Linked DNA regions of Homo sapiens: region 2 is linked to region 1. Evidence: read pairs that join two places in POLR2A ChIA-PET (ENCODE). Cell type or tissue: MCF 10A. All regions are shown on one strand.

The links. ChIA-PET counts read pairs that join two places held together with the same protein. Peaks named below come from ENCODE experiments on the same cell type or tissue, not always from the same donor. Only the 100,000 strongest peaks of a DNase experiment are listed, where the experiment ranks them.
Region 2: POLR2A ChIA-PET joins it to region 1 with 5 read pairs; 4 of 35 experiments call an interaction of 5 or more read pairs at or near these places.

The regions. Positions count from the first base shown.
Region 1 is chr10:4,259,558-4,262,057 of GRCh38, reverse strand. No RefSeq gene overlaps it. Among named protein-coding and RNA genes, the nearest start is that of LINC00702, 17 kb to the right of the region's middle. In MCF 10A, no CTCF peak of the experiment used is centred here; a DNase peak (open chromatin) is centred at 1,367.
Region 2 is chr10:4,335,978-4,338,477 of GRCh38, reverse strand. It overlaps LOC105376370 (a long non-coding RNA gene), which reads right to left. Exons shown (of 3, transcript XR_930589.3): 3 at 1,663-2,114. Among named protein-coding and RNA genes, the nearest start is that of LINC00703, 47 kb to the left of the region's middle. In MCF 10A, no CTCF peak of the experiment used is centred here; no DNase peak of the experiment used is centred here.

The DNA.
Region 1 (2,500 bases):
CACTCCAGCCTGGGCAAAAGAGTGAGACTCCATCTCAAAAAACAAAAAAAAAAAAAAAAGAAAGAAAGAAAGAGGGAAAGAAAGAAAGAAGGAAGGAAGGAAGGAAAGAAAGAAAGAAAGAAGAAAGAAAGAAAGAAAGAAAGAAAGAAAGAAAGAAAGAAAGAAAGAAAGAAAGAAAGAAGAAAGAAAGAAAGAGAAAGAGAGAGAGAGAAAGAAAGAAAGAAAGAAAGAAAGAAAGAAAGAAAGAAAGAAAGAAAGACCCATTATTTCTTCTGCCATAATTTTCAAAAGTTGCTTATGTCTTTAACTTCAACGAAAATAGATTCTAAAGAGAAAAAAAAGTACCAACGACTGCCTCATAAGCAGCCAACCTTGGTTTCATCCCCTGGATTTAAAGCTGCACCTTGACAGATTTCCAACCTTGTTCGGAACTTGAACCATGCCTGTTGCATTTGAAAATAGAACTCATGCAAATAAAGATTTAAATCTCACCAAAGTGGCCCTCTTCCCTTGAATTCTTATGTCTGCTAGATTGTACTTTTTCTATACAGGCAAAAATAGACAACATTTCCAAGGTGTGATGATCACAGCCCAAAAATGAAAATGTAGGAAACTAACTCAGTCCTACATTCTAGTAATAGCAACCATCCCCATCCTCTTCACTCTTTATTTTTGTCAGAGAATTTTTCAGGCTTTTAAAAATTACAGTAGATTTAAATTTTCTATTTTTATTTCCTTAATTATCTTTTTCTTCTTACGATTTAAAAATGTAGTTTTGTCAAAAAATGTTTAATTGAAACTTTTCGGAAAGCACACTTGTTACTGAAAAATTAATCAGCAAAATCAGTGAGCTAATTTTAATGATGATTACTATTTTAATGGGTGAATATTTTTAGCTCTATCTCAAATGCAAAAATGCTCTCTGACTTGGTGAGATTTAAAGTGAGTACAAACCGCGTTATGCCATATCTAACAAGCACAGATAGCACATTATCTTAATTCAAACTAGAAAGATCTTTATAGAATAGATGAAGATGCTGCAATATAGGTAATGAATAAATGATGCCAGAGGAGCTGAAATCCCTATAAGTGGGTAATGACACTGCCCCGGCCCTGGCTGTAGCCAGTTAACTGTTGGGCTGAGAACTGCAGTAATTTTACTTATCCCATTTTTCTTGTTTTATGAAGAAAAAAATATATCTGTCAATTTAGGTTAGAGCTGTAAACTACTGTATTATACCTGGTGGGATATGTTTATGACTCTCATTAATCAAAAATGAGTGCTGTGTGTCTACTATTTAGTTGGAGTGGAGAATGGAATTTTCCATAGCACACCATGTTATGAATTGCTATGACTCATAATATGTTCCCATAAATAAGCTCTCCATGAAATGTGTAATAGTTGCCATGTGGAATATCTGTACCGATAGTTTTTGACCTCAGTATCTGTTATGTGAACTACATTTTCTGTCTTTTGTTTTCACAGTTGAAGCATTAGATGAAACCATAATATTTACTGCTGCACATATGCTCACTGTCAGTATAATATATTTCAAAGCAGCCTCCTGCTATGATGGCGAGGGGAAGGGAGAAACCAGGAAGGGAAAGTGTCAAGGTTTATTCGGTGTGTCAGCTAAAAAGAGCAACAAGCAACTCACTTGTTTCTAGAATACCCTTGTGAGTGAGGTGAATTACACTGAAACTTGTTTTGAAATAAAGAAATTGCTGCTTGAGAAAGCAGCCTCATGGCACTGGGAACAAATATTAACAAATAATAATAATAGTCATGATGACAACCATGTCACTAACAGCCAGGTGGCTGTGCTTACCTGCTCCCAGGTGTCTTACTGCAGTGGTCATGCTGTCTCTTCTGGGCATGCACTACTGTCAAGGACAATGACCCCTGCAAGAGAAGGCATCTCTGTCTTCCCATTTAGCCCTTTTCCTCACCCAGAAAACTGTGGATAAATGAACAATTAGAACTTTTGACTTCAGTAGCAACTGGCTTGAAACTAAAAATATTTCTTATTTGGCGACTGGCATCCATCAAACTGTGGAAGACAAAGAGATGCATCCACTATTTACCTCTCTACCCCCAGCCCAGAGACAGGCCCTGGAATCAACCCAGTGGATCCCAGCCTTCCCTCCTGTCGCAAAAAGGAATAAAATTAAACTGGAAAGAATTATTTTCCTTTCTCTGAGAGATGATTTTTTTTTAGTGATGTCCCTAGTGAAAATGTTTACTTAACCTTTGATAATAAATGAAATAACCACCTTATCAGATAGATACCCAGTTCTATTTTTAGAGTGAAGATTTTAAATATTCAAAAGCATCTAACCATTTGCAGAAAATACCATATGGCCACTGCTCTGAGGGGTTCTTTTTACATGCCTAGGATCACACCGTCGTACCCACTAGATGTTATGTATACCACACACCAACACACTCACATTCACCTGCATGGACCTCCTTTCCCACCACTTGAAAGATAAAGCTTAC
Region 2 (2,500 bases), 76 kb before region 1:
GCTAGTGTCTTCACAGTAGCTTTGTTTTTCCTGTGCTGCAAAAGGACTGGCAGCCCTTCTCAAATGACCCTACTGCCAAAATGTGATTTTAGAAACACGTAATTATCATTTGTTTCTGCAGCAGCCTGCCTATAGGTGCTTCATCCGAAAAATTTATGACGATAGGGATGGAGTCCAGAGAGCTTTTAGGGAAATAATTTGTATTCATCCATGGCACCATTTTAAGTGTTTAAAGGCTTTCCATCCTTTGAAACTTTATTTCTACTTAGACCCATCCCATCCGGACCCAGCTTCAGCTGTGCTCCATTGACCTGAACCTGCTCTCTGTCTGTGTCTGGCAGGTACTGACCTAAGTGTGCCTTCACATGTTTAGCTGCTTCATTATTTGATCCACATGCATGGGGATATTGCATTGTATTCATGCTCCACCCTGAGGAACAGAAGCTGCAACAAGGTGCCACTGTCTCAAACACCACCTGCTTGCTGGGGGTCACCTTTAAGATGTGACAGTTTTAGTTTCACCATAAACGGAATAGAAATCAGTAGAAATATCTGTGGAAGCCAGTGTGAACTTTATGGTGCCTTTGAACCTCACAGGGTAAAGTTCTTATGGCACACTGCTCAGTAATATGATCTTCCTGTTGGCCTCAGGGATCTCAGAAAGGGAAATCCTCTATTTTCAGTGGCCCAGCTACACAAACAGTGCAAGGAGGCAAGTTCCATATGCAGAATCCAGACACCCACCAGGCCTGGCTGCCCTGGTTCCTGTTTCTTCCCCGTCACCACCACATTTCTATGCTGTCAGCAGGACTCAAAAGGCAAATTGATTTAGCTCATTACAATTAGGATGAATTAAAAGCAATATTTTTACTTCACTCAAAAAGTCAGCAGGTCACAAAATATATTGCTCTGCATATATAGTAGGTAATGCCTCACATATGATTTATTGGAGAATGAGCTAGTTCATTTCCAGGAATCTTCTAGATAAATGAAGTTCACCACTAATATGTTAGAACTTTTTTTAAAAGTTAACTTTTATTTTCCTAGTAGCCATTTAAAAATATATTAACCCCCCCTCCCTGCCTTCTCCCTTAATCATGGCATTTATTGCTCAGGTTATTCCAAAATTACTGCCGTAACATTAGCAATGAGAAGTTAATAGATTAAGAAATCATAAAAATTCACAATCAAGCTAATTGAAGTTTATTGTTTTGCTAAGGCCTTTGAGATTTTATACCAAACGATAAAAGCTAGATGACATTTATGTCTGCAAAATCCATTATTGAGAAATTGCTGTGTGTGTACATATACCATTCCTTCATCCTCTTATTCATCCCACACTCATTCGAGGCTCTTACAGGAAAATATGCACCTGGCTGAATTCCATCTCCTACATCCACCACACACCTAGGTCATCAATGCATTGTATATTGACCTGCATAATTGCTTCTTTTGTTCTTACTGAGAACTTCCTAACCCCTTCCCATGTCTAACCCAGGCCACAAAAACTTTTCAGGATGGTTAGAATTGTAAGGTAAAATTTTATTTTCTTGTCTTTTCTTTTTTAAGCAAAAGGTATAGAGATTACCTGAATTTGAAAAAAAATTAGAGAAGGGGTGGTGGTGGTGAGTACCAGGAACTCTATATTTATTGATTTCATGATTTATCCATAATCAAGTTTATTGTTATCTACAAAAATTTTGTGTGGTTTTAATTAAAGTGCCCTTGGAGTGACTGGCGTGTGCAGGAGAGTTTCCACTCTACCGTAGGTGATGCATAAGCTACTACTGGACTGGCAGCTCTGAACCAATGGTAGTCCATGGCTGGAGTCCTGTGTTGAGGGTTCTATCAGTGCATCTAGGCTTTTTAAATACAGCAGGGTCTTCTTAGCAATGCCTGCTTTGTGCACAGGATTGGGATTTGCAGTATACATGGCATGGATTTAACATGCTTATCTTACATGCAGCAGCTTCAACCACTAAGACTGTTCAGCTCATCTTCATCTTTGTACCTGTCCATTAACATCAAGTTTCAAGGTTGTCAACGCACCAAGATCTGTTAGGCATCTTACTTAGACTCTTTCCTCCTCCAAATTAATTGCTTCCAAATTTCTGCTGATGGAAAGTAAGATAAATCAACTGATTAAAATTGTATTTATAATAGATTGATTTCTAGACAGAGGAATGAAAATAAGATAAATATGAAACAAAACAGATAATAAATGTTAATTATAAAATCCTGGTGGAGTGTACACAAGTGTTCACTCTGCAATTTTTTCAGCTTTTATGTTAGAAATATTTTATGATAAGATTTTTGGAAGAATTGTGCTTATGGAAATCATTAATAATCAGTGATTGCGTACATAAGAGGATTGCCTAAAAATAAAAGCATGGACTTTCATGGAAATAATTTAAAACACTGTCATTGTTCCTCAGGTTCCATTTTTGTTCATTTCTACATTTCTACATTTTGTTTTCTGTTTAAAATAGTCAAGTAAATG